Linked DNA regions of Homo sapiens: regions 1 and 2 are each linked to region 3. A link is a contact called in ENCODE Hi-C or POLR2A ChIA-PET data. All regions are on one chromosome and are shown on one strand. Each heading gives the region's core, a stretch centred on a gene start or an enhancer-like site at or near the end of the contact. The rest is flanking DNA. Distances are from core to core; before and after follow the strand shown.

Evidence for each region. Hi-C counts contacts between places; a loop is a spot of excess contacts on that map. ChIA-PET counts read pairs that join two places held with the same protein, here RNA polymerase II (POLR2A). Pooled maps may share reads with other maps.
Region 1: a map of psoas muscle shows a loop between it and region 3 (2.0-fold over the local background). The contact joins two enhancer-like sites. A Hi-C loop is called at or near these places in 3 of 168 maps with a recorded cell type or tissue (PC-9, mammary epithelial cell and psoas muscle), 1 of 37 single-sample maps with no recorded cell type and 13 of 50 pooled maps. POLR2A ChIA-PET finds 5 or more read pairs at or near these places in 9 of 52 experiments (CD4-positive, alpha-beta T cell, MCF 10A, activated CD4-positive, alpha-beta T cell and 5 more).
Region 2: a loop to region 3 is called in a map of CD4-positive, alpha-beta T cell, with 2.1 times the contacts of the local background. The contact joins two enhancer-like sites. A Hi-C loop is called at or near these places in 11 of 168 maps with a recorded cell type or tissue (CD4-positive, alpha-beta T cell, CD8-positive, alpha-beta T cell, Jurkat and 6 more), 3 of 37 single-sample maps with no recorded cell type and 18 of 50 pooled maps. POLR2A ChIA-PET finds 5 or more read pairs at or near these places in 20 of 52 experiments (A549, CD4-positive, alpha-beta T cell, CD4-positive, alpha-beta memory T cell and 12 more).

The regions. Positions count from the first base shown.
Region 1 is chr2:203,757,022-203,760,690 of GRCh38, forward strand. No RefSeq gene overlaps it. Among named protein-coding and RNA genes, the nearest start is that of CD28, 52 kb to the left of the region's middle. Within about 2 kb of position 2,415, at least 3 of the 41 ENCODE cell types and tissues checked have a DNase peak (open chromatin) inside an H3K27ac peak, as active enhancers do; they include mammary epithelial cell, where a contact is called at or near this core.
Region 2 is chr2:203,739,533-203,743,206 of GRCh38, forward strand. No RefSeq gene overlaps it. Among named protein-coding and RNA genes, the nearest start is that of CD28, 35 kb to the left of the region's middle. Within about 2 kb of position 2,204, at least 4 of the 41 ENCODE cell types and tissues checked have a DNase peak (open chromatin) inside an H3K27ac peak, as active enhancers do; they include CD4-positive, alpha-beta T cell and CD8-positive, alpha-beta T cell, where a contact is called at or near this core.
Region 3 is chr2:203,802,425-203,806,217 of GRCh38, forward strand. No RefSeq gene overlaps it. Among named protein-coding and RNA genes, the nearest start is that of CTLA4, 63 kb to the right of the region's middle. Within about 2 kb of position 1,872, at least 6 of the 41 ENCODE cell types and tissues checked have a DNase peak (open chromatin) inside an H3K27ac peak, as active enhancers do; they include CD4-positive, alpha-beta T cell, CD8-positive, alpha-beta T cell and mammary epithelial cell, where a contact is called at or near this core.

The DNA of each region.
Region 1 (3,669 bases), core at 1,165-3,664, 45 kb before region 3:
TACATTTGTGTCTGCTCTGATCTTTATTATTTCTTTTTTTCAGCTAATTTTGGGTTTGGTGTGCTCTTACTTTTCTAGTTCTTTAACATGTATTATTAGGTTGTTTATTTGAAGTGTTTCCTTTTCTTTTCTTTTCTTTTTTTTTAGACAGAGTCTTGCTCTGTCGCCCAGGCTGGAGTGCAGTGGCTGATCTCGGCTCACTGCAAGCTCTGCCTCCTGGGTTCATGCCATTCTCCTGCCTCAGCCTCTCGAGTAGCTAGGACTACAGCCACCACGCCCAGCTAATTTTTTTTGTTTTTTGTATTTTTAGTAGAGACAGGGTTTCACTGTGTTAGCCAGGATGGTCTCGATCTCCTGACCTTGTGATCTGCCCACCTTGGCCTCCCAAAGTGCCAGGATTACAGGCATGAGCCACCGTGCATGGCCACAATGTTGTAATATTCTGTGTACTTACTATTACCAGTGAGTTTTGTACCTTCAGATGATTTTTTATTGCACATTAATGTTCTTTTCTTTCAGATTAAAAACTCCCTTTAGCATTTCTTATAGGACAGTTCTGATGTTGATGAAGTCCCTCAGCTTTTGTTTGTCTGGAAAAGTCTTTATTTCTCCACCATGTTTGAAGGATATTTCCACCAGATATACTATTCTAGGATAAAAGTTTTTTTCTTTCAGCATTTTAAATATGTCATGCCACTCTATCCTGGCCTGTATGTTTTACACTGAAGAGTCTGCTGCCAGACATATTGAAGCTCCATTATATGCAATTTATTTCTTGCTGCTTTTGGGATACTTTCTTTATCCTTGACCTTTGGGAGTTTGATTATTAAATGTCTTGAAATAGTCTCATTTGGGTTAAATCTGCTTGGTGTTCTATAATCCTCTTGTACTTGAATATTGATATATTTCTCTAGGTTTGGAAAGTTCTCTTTTTTTTTTATCCCTTTGAATAAATTTTCTACTCCAATCTCTATCTCTATCTCTTCTTTAAGGCCAATAACTCTTAGATTTGCCCTTCCAAAGCTGTTTTCTAGATCTTGTAGGTGTGCTTCATTCTGTTTTCTCCTCTCACTGTGTATTTTCAAGTAGCCTATCTTCAAGCTCATGAATTCTTTCTTCTGCTTGATCAATTCTGCTGTTGAAAGACTGATGCATTCCTTAATATGTCAACTGTATTTTTCAGCTCCAGAATTTCTACTGGATTTTTTTTTTTTTTTGAGACGGAGTCTTGCTCTGTGGCCCCAGGCTGGAGTGCAGTGGCGCAATCTCGGCTCACTGCAAGCTTCGCCTCCCGGGTTCATGCCATTCTCCTGTCTCAGCCTCCTCAGTAGCTGGGATTACATGTGCCTGCCACCACGCCCAGCTAATTTTTTTGTATTTTTTAGTAGAGACGGGGTTTCACCATGTTAGCCAGGATGGTCTCGATCTCCTGACCTCGTGATCCACCCGCCTTGACCTCCCAAAGTGCTGGGATTACAGGCGTGAGCCACCACGCCTGGCCTGGATTTTTAAAAATTATTTCAATCTCCTTGTTAAATTTATCTGATAGGATTTTGAATTCCTTCTTTATGTTTTCATGAATTTCACTGAGCTTCCCCAAAACACATATTTTGAATTATCTATCTGAAAGGTCACATATTTCTGTCACTCCGGGATTGGTCCACTGGTGCCTGATTTAGTTGATTTGGAGTGGTCATGTTTTCTTGGATGGTCTTGATGCTTGTGGAAATTTATCATTGTTTGGGCATTGAGGAGTTCGGTATTTATTGTAGTTTTCACAGTCTGGGCTTGTTTGTACCTGTCCTTTTTGGGAAGGCTTTCCAAGTATTCAAAGAAAATTGAGTGTTGTGATTTAAATCTTTGATCACTATAACCATACCTGCATTAGCAGGCACCATAAGCCCAGTAATGCCGTGACTCTTGCAGATTCATACAGGTACCATCTTGGTGGCCTTAGATAAGATCCAGGAGAATCCCTAGATTACCAGGCAGAGATTCTTGTTCTCTTCCCTTACTTTCCCCTAAACAAATGAAGTCCCATTGTCCATGCTGAGCTTCCTGGAATTGGGGGAGGGGTGGCACAAGCACCGTTGTGGCCATCAGCACTGGGCTACACTGAGTCAGACTCAAAGTGTAGCACAGCACACTGAGTCTTACGCAAGGCCTGCAGTGACTACTGCCTGGCTACTGCAAATGTTCACTCAAGGCCAAGGGCTCTTCAGTCAGCAGGTGGTGAATCCATCCAGGCTTGTGTCTTTTTCTTCAGGGAGGTGAGCTTCCCCTGGCCCAGGGCAGGTCCAGAAATGCCATCGGGCAGCCAGGGCCTGGAGTCAGGAACCTGAGGAATGTACTTGGTGCTCTATCCTCCTGCAGCTGAGCTGACACCCAAGCCACAAGATAAAGTCTTTCCCACTCTTCCTTTTCCTTTCCTTATGCAGAAGGAGTTTCTCTCCCTGTCCACCACTGCCCTAGGCCCATGACAAATACTGTCAGGCTATGGCTGAAGTTCACACAAAGCCCAAGGGCTTTTCAGTCAGCTTGTGGTGAGTGCTGCCATGCTTGGGTCTCTCCTTTCAGGGCAGTGGGCTCCCCTCTAGCCTGGGGCAGGTCTAGAAATGCCTTCCAGGAACCAAGGCCTGGAATCTGGGACCCCAAGAGCCTGCTCAGTGCTCTACCCTACTGTAGCTGAGCTGGTCCCCAAGCTGCAAAACAAAGTCCCCTTTAATTTTCCCTCTCCTTTCCTCGAGCAGAAGGAGTCTCTCCCTGAGGCCACCACAGCTTGGAATGCACTGAGTCACAGCAGAAGCCAGCATGGCTCTGAGTCTCACCCAAGGCCTGTGGCAAGTACTGCCTGGCTACCACTGATATTTATTCAAGGCCAAAGGGCTCTTTAGTCAGCAGGTGATTAATCCTGCCAGGACTGGGTCCTTTCCTTCAAGGCAGCAGGTTCCCTTCTGGACCTAAATGTGTCTAGAAATGTTTTTCAGGAGCTAGTGCCTGGAATGGGGGCCTCAGGACTCTGCCTGGTGCCCTAACCTACTGTGGGTGAGTTGGTATCCAAGTTGCAAGAAAAGGTCCTCTTCACGCTCCCCACTCCTCTCCTCAAACAGAAGGAAGGAGCCTCTCCTGGAGCTGCGAGCTGTGCTGCCTTGGGCTGGGGAGGGGTGATGCAAACACTCTCTTGGCTGCTCTGGCTGGTGTCTCACTATGTCGCATGCCCCCCAAGTCCACTGGTTTCAAGCCACATGGCATCAGTAGTTGCTTAGGAATTACAGTCCTTGTGGCCTAGACTACCTTTCAAGTTTATTTAGGACCCCAGAGTACTTTAGCCTGAAGTGGTGGGGCTTGCTGGAACTCAGGTTCTGACCACTGGGATGGGCAATTCTCCTCTGGCTAGGGTTGGTCTAGATGCTCCCTCTGTGGGTTCTGGCTGAATTCTGCCCTGTGTTGCTTTCTGCTGTGGCAGGACAGTACTGAGTTCCAACGTAAAGTCCTGCAATCACTGCACTCTTTCTCCTCCAAGCACACACATTTTCTCTCTGCTGCTGCCAGGCTATGGGGGAGGGGTGATGTCAGTGATTCAAGACAGTCTTTATTACCTTCTTCAGTGTCCCTTTCCTTGATATGATGTTAAAACCATGCACTGTGAAGGAATGTGTATTTTTGAAT
Region 2 (3,674 bases), core at 954-3,453, 63 kb before region 3:
CCTATCATCTTCTGGGTAGGGGAAGGGAAAGGCGCTTGAACAACAGACACAAGAGCTGGTCTAATAATTCATGTAGCACCTTCTGTTTCCTTCGTTGAAATTTTACTCTGAAGGTGACTCAGAGTCAATTAAATTGGTGTGCAATGAGTTCATCTCTAAACTGATTCTTTTCTTTGGTGAAATGAAGCTTATTAAACTTAATAAAGGTAATTAAACTTGAAAAAGATGAGCTTATATGTCTCTTACTACTCCAAGAAAGACTGAACTCAGCTGGTTACTCATGGATAGTTCAATAAGACAAATCAAATCAATTGGAAAGGAACGAGATGGGTAAAAAAAAAAAAGCCATTAAATGAATCTGCTCAATAAGCACTCCTTTACCATGCTAATAAAAATAATGTAACCCAGTTCTGTAAAAAGGTTCTAGTACTTTGAAACTCAAGTTCAAAACAAAATAAAATGCAAACTTCGCTTCACCTAACACCTCCCACAACATTCTAGCTACCCAACTGGGTGAATATTGTAATTGCCCACAACCCCGAATTCACTTTTTCCCTCCAGTATGATAAAACAGATTGATTCCCTTTTAAAGCAATACCCTTTCTTCTCTCCCATCTTGTCGGTATCAGAGATAATGGATAGGTGAGAAAAAATTAAAGAAGCTTCTGGATTCATTGTAATGGGGACCTAACCATCACACTATGCAGCAGCAAATGGGATGGTCTGGAAAGCAGACCAGAACCTTGTCTGGTAACTTTGCTTCTAATGTCTGTCTGTGTTTCCTAAACTGAGGCCTAACTCTTGACTTTTTGACAGTGGTGCTCATAAGAAAGTTTGGGGCTGGGCACGGTCACTCATGCCTGTAATGTCAGCACTTTGGGAGGCTAATGCAGGAGGATCACTTGAGTCTAGGAGTTCAAGACCAGCTTGAACAACATAGGGAGACCCTGTCTGTATTAAAAAAAAAAATTAGCCAGACGTGATGGTGCAGGCCTGTAGTCCCAGCTACTTAGGAGGCTGAGGCTGCAGTGAACTGGGATCATACCCCTTCAAGAACACATGTGAATGGTGGGGCCTCTCAGCTTTCTCTGATTTGGCAACCCAGAAGAAATATGTGCTTTCTCTTTGAAGATTCACAGGATCCTAGCACTTGGAAACCTAGGCCACTGTCCAGAGCAGAAGGTCACACAATTTCTCAGAGTGACTTTTGTTCATTTCAGGGTGTTGACACCGGGCCCAACACTTGAAAATTGCTTGAGATGATAAATTGCTTGAGGTGATCAAAGAATATATCAGCTCTTCAAAGCTGACCTCATTCTTGGTGCAACTCTCAGGGCCAGAATGTGTGCTTCCCGAAGCTCATTTTCCTATCTGATTTGCCTGTTGAAACTCTGTGAAAGACCCTTGAATGCTAGGAATTTGAAGGGACAAAAAGTTGAAGAAAGGTGAATGGATTTCAGGGTGGAAGTGGACTGGATTTTACTCTCACTTCATCAGGCAGAGCTATCTCAGTGATAAATTGAAACTCTCCTCTGGCTCCAAAGAACAAATCATGAGCTGGGTGGAAATGTCAGTTGAGAAGAAGAGCAGCAAACAGCTTTGTTTTCCTATAGTTGTGGTTTTACATGGTGATGATGACACACGAAGATGAAAATGTGCAGCATGAACTCCAGTTGTTATCTGAGTGAGCATCTCTGCCAACACTGAAGGATATGTGTGGGTGTCACCTGAAAACAAAGAGAAAGACAGAGAGAGAAAAAGAAGAAAAGGAGGCCCTGTTTCGGAAAGAAGAGCCAGTTAATCAAAGATCAGCAGTGACAAGTGGCGCTGTTTATTTCATGAGCTTTATATGTGATTTCCTTCCCCTTGCTAATCTCGTCTGAATTTATTCTCTGGACTAAATATATTTGCATCTGGTGACTGAGGAAGGGGTGGAAAAGGTGACCTTGAATGGGCATCGGGGTAGTTACCATAGTTATTTAGTCATTTCTTCAGTCTCTTGGGCACACACTTAGCTTCCCAAATGGAGGTTTCTGCTAACTTTTGAGAACCTGTGACATATTACACAGGGAAGACAAACTTCAGGTGGTTGTTGGGGACCCTCTTTTATCCCCAACCCTATGCAATGCTTGTTTCATTTGCTTTATGTTTCTCCTTCCTCTCTTCTACTTCATTCATTCTAGAACTAGTTAATGGGCACCTGCCCAGCACTAAGATGTGGGCTAGGTACAGGGATGTGGCAGTGTGCAGCACAGATATTACCTCCACACTTCCGAAGTGTAGAGTGTCTGCTTTGTATATTACTTCAGTTTTTTTTTTCTTTTCCTGCCCCCTATATCCTGCTTCTAGGGGTAACCACTTAGTCTTGATTTTGGGACTTAGATCTTAATGTGGCTACTTGATAGCCTTTGTTGGTTTGCCTGAAATTCATTTCTTTGACATGTTCCTATTTAACATCTCTAACTCTTTCAATGTCATAGATCAGGAATCAGCAAATTTTTTTCTGTTAAGGGCCAGATAGTAAATATTTTAGGCTTTGTGACTATACTGTCTCTTATAGATAATAAGTTTTGCCACTGTAGTGTGAAAGCAGCCATAAACAATATATAAACAAATAAGCATGGCTGCATTCCAATAAACCTTTATTTATGGATATTGATATGTGAAGTTCGTGTGATTTTCATGTCATGCAATATTACTTTTCCTTTGTTTTTTTCCCCCAACCATTTATAGATGGAAAATCCATTTTTAGTTCATGGGCTGTACAAAGGCAGGTAGTGGGCTGGACATGGCTTATGGGCTACGGTTTGCTGATCCTTGACTTAGATCTAAGCTGCAACCTTAGCTATAGGCTTATTTTTGAGTTCCAGCCACCTTCTACATTTTTAGGGCCAGAAGGAATTGGTTTGAATGTGTGTAAAGGCTTCTTGGGAGTGCTGAGAGTCAAGCATCTCTTTTGAAAGAAGGACATGGATCAATAAAGAAGAAGGAAGAGCTTTCATCTAAGGAAAGCCATTTGAGGTAGAAGAAATGGGAAGTTATAAGCAAAGGGAATGAGAAGCTGTTTCAGGAAGACAGAGTCTTCTGTATATTATTATTATTAATTTTGACAGAGTCTTGCTCTGTCACCCAGGCTGGAGTACAGTAGCATGATCTCAGCTCACTACATCCTCTGCCTCTCGGGGTCAAGCGATTCTCATGCCTCAGTCTCCTCAGTAGCTGGGATGATAGGCACACGCCACCACTCCCGGCTAATTTTTTTATTTTTTATTTTTATTTTTAGTAGAGATGGGGTTTCACCATGTTGGCGAGGCTGGTCTCGAACGCCTGGCCTCAAGTGATCCACCCACCACGGCCTCCCAAAGTGTTGGGATTACAGGCATGAGCCACTGTGCCTGGCCTATATTATTGATGAAAGCCTAAACATCTTGGGAGCTCTTGTTACTCTTTTCTCAAGTCCTTTCTACTCTTTTCCCTCTTTTCTAGGCATCACATCCTTGTAATCTCCAAGGAAACAAATTTCTTTCTTTCTTTTTTTTTTTTTTGAGATGGAGTCTCGATCTATCGCCCAGGCTGGAGTGCAGTGGCACTATCTCCGCTCACTGCAAGCTCTGCCTCCTGGTTCATGCCATTCTCCTGCCTCAGCCTCCCGAGTAGATGGGACTACAGGCATC
Region 3 (3,793 bases), core at 622-3,121:
AAAGAATGTGATTCACTAGGTCAGGAGAGGGGCTGAGGTGTCGACACTGCCAAAAAGCAGCCCTGGTGATTCTGATGCAGGCAGTCTATGGTTCCAGTTGAAAAATATTGATATTGCCCAACTCACTGGTCTTAGATGAGATAATTGAGACACACAGAGGGGAAATGACTTGCTTGAGGCCACATGATAGAAGCAGAGGTATAGAGTGGGAATTTGCATTCAGGTCTCGTCACCTGCAGTCTCATGCTCTGTCCATTCCACCACAGCTCTTCTCACATAGTTGGATTAGAACAGCCCTGTGGTCACCACTCAGGAGTGCTCAGGAGAGTGGTGGACTTGTGTCAGGGAGCATTCAAACCACTATACACTTGCCAATGGCTCAGGCAACCCGAATTTCTGCTGCTTTTGCATATAAAAAGCATCTTGTGCAGAGCATCAGAATGTGAGTGATGCCACGTGGGAGCCGAGGAAGGCCAGTGAATGTGAGAATGTGCGTGTTTGAAAGTACTTGGAGATTTCAGAGAGTGGCAACCCAAGGACCCACAAATGACTCATTTCTTTTTAAACCAGAGCTACATAGTGTTAAGCATTCAAACATTTTCAGACATGTGGATCACTGACTTTAGTGTTCAGTTTCCTGCTGGCACCTAATACCATGAAATTACATTGCAGAGAATTCTAATTCATAGTCAGAACAGTTATAAATATATTTGGCTACAAAAAACAGAGACAATGAAAGGAATGAGACAGAGTGCTATGAACACTCTTCAAAGATAAAAGATTAGTCTTGAAACTATATCATAATTTTATAGAATGGGGAGTCTAGGCTGAGAAAACCTTATATGGTGGCATAAGAAAACATGGTGCATTGCGGGGACTGGGAGATACAGAGTTTAGTGTGGCTGGGTAAGGAGTGTGTTTGGTGTGGCTGTGTGTGTGTGTGTGTGTGTGTCTGTGTGTCTGTGTGTGTGTATGGGAGGCAGGGGAAGGGGAGATTAGGGATAGGGAGGAGCATGAACCCTGAGAGACAAGGTCAGGGTGGGAGGAAGATCCAGATCACTAAAGGCCTCAAATGCTATTTTATGGAGCTTGGACCTCATCTAATTGACATTGGGGAACCGCTAGAGGATTTCAAGCCATGCAGGTGGAATTGCAGTTTAGAAGGATCACTCAGTTTGGAGTATGGAGAAAAGCTAGAAAAGGGATGCAGGAACAGAGGCCACTAAAAAATGATAAGGGCCTGAACCAAGGTCTTGGTTAGAAGTTCTTCCCAAGCTTGAGGACAACCAGTTTCAGTTGCCACCACTGGGCAGGTCCCCAGAAGACACAATACTTGGGACCATTGTCCCCACTGCCTCTTTACTTCTTAGGAGACATCTGTGATCAGATTTGAGAATCAAATTTCAGAGAGGCAAGCTTGGACGATGGGTGTAAGTGTTGTAAGAAAAATTGGTAAGGAGACGAGAAGAAAAGATGAGAAAAAGGAGCAGGGAGAGGAAAAGAGACAAGAGAAAAGATATATGAATATCTAGAACTTAGAAGAATCATTAAGAGGTCATTCTTAGTTTGCAAAATGTTTCGTAACGATTGCTTTAAGAAAAACACCCAGAATTTTTAAGCTCTATATCTTCTCTAGTGATTAATTTCTAAATTCATTTTGAAGAGGTCATTATTAAATTAATTATCTCATAGCGATCTCATGTATAAATATCATGCCAAAGAGGTAAAAATTTATCGAGGCTCACACAGGAAGCTGATCAACATTCTGTGGTTTGACAATCTGCATTCTGAGCAGGAGCCAGGGTTTAACTTTACCACATCTCAGAGGAATTCAGATTTTCTGAGAAAGGGCTGAAAAATTTGCACTCCCTGGGGTGGCAGAGGAGGCTAGGGCTAGAAGCCAGGTTACCAAATCCCTGTGTGGAACACGTGGGCAGATGTGAAAAGTGGGAGGAATGTTCAGACCACATCGTCTCCTAGTGAAAGTACCAATGCAAGCTTGCAACCATAGCAACACAATAGCCCTATTAAAACACACACACAAAATCTGTCAATGAATTAAAAAACTCCACTTTTTGCTAGTAAGTAAAGCTTGGCGTTTATTTTTGTTTGCTCTTTATCCATTTGATTAGAAACCCGCTGTTAAAAGACTCCAATTCCTTGATAACCCTTTCTAGTACAGAGGCAAACATTTTAGGAATATAATTTGTACTTGAAGAGGATAATTCTCTTGTGACTCTAGAAGGGAGAAACATGAAGAAAATACGAACTAATAAGAAAGACCAGGTGTGGCAACTCATCCCTGTAATCTCAGCACATTGGGAAGCTGAGGCAGGAGGATCACTTGAACCCAGGAGTTTGAAACCAGACTGGGCAACATAGTGATACCCCATCTCAAAAAAGAAAAAAAAAGAAAGAAGGAGATGGCCTTAAGGTTTCTTGTCTTGGCACCAAAATGAAATCAGTGATGAGTGGGTGGAGGACTGGAGTTACTATGGGCAGTGCGTGGGGGAGATAAGAAGAAATTGCCCTAAAGATATGTCAGGTCTCTTTCTAAAGAGTAGGACTTGGACCAAGGAGAAGGAAGTGAGTCATGCAAGCACAGGGTCAGATCCTGTCTTCATTAAAAATGTGATATTTTGATAATGATTTTCTTGCATTCATTTTAATTCTTTAAAATATTACACGAAAATGTTATTTGATTAATTTTTTAGTGCTCCTTAAAATTTGTACCTGATACATCAACTCATGCTAGTTCCTGCCCTGCTAAAGGGAAACATTAATAAATGAGAAAAAATATTTATAGTTCATATTAAATATTGTTTGCATTCCGAACTCTACTTGGAAAGCAAAGCCATGTTCTCTAGGTCCACAGGTCCCAAGCTCTACCTCCCGTGGTTTCCCAAGGCCAGGGTGTGTGGAATTGAACATTTCACAATCTGGGGGAGACAACACAACTTTATGGTTTTTTCCTCTGGTTGCTTTGAAGATTTTCTCTTTATTTTAAGCAATTTGATAACATTATGCCTTCATGAAATTTTCTTCTTGTTTCCTAAGCTTGGTGTTGGTTGAGCTTCAAATCTGTGAGTTTATATCTTTAGACAAATTTACATCTAAAAAAATTAATTTAAAAATTTTTTCTGTCTTCACATTTTCCAACAGGAAAATAATATATAATTGGACTGCAATACTCCAATTATATGTGTATTGGACTGCTTAAAGGTGTCTGATGTTCTCTTCATTTTTCAGTGTGTTTTCTCCAGGAGTTTTATTATGCATGGTTCCTATGGCTATGCCGTCAAGTTCACTAATATTATTTTATTTGGTGTTGAATCCACTGTTTATCCTACCCAGTGTATTTTTTTCAGGTGTTGTAGTTTTCATTTCCAGAAGTTCTATTTGGGTCATTTAAATAGATCTCATGTCTCTTTTTAATGTGCTTAATCTTTCCTCCACCTTCTTGAACATATGGAATATAGTTACAATAACTACAATGACATGATCTCAGCTCACTGCACCCTTGACCTCCTGGGCTCAAGAGATCCTCCCACCTTAGCATCCTGAGTAGCTGGGACTATAGGAACATGCCACCACACCTGGCTAATTTTTGTATTTCTTGTAGAGCTGGGGTTTCACCATGTTGCCCAGGCTGGTCTGGAATGCCTGAGCTTAAGCTATCTGCCCACCTTGGTCTCCCAAAGTGCTAGGATTATAGGTGTGAGCCACTGAGCCTGACCATAACTACATGTCTTAATGTTTTTCTCTACTAATTCTAACATCTTTATCATTTCTG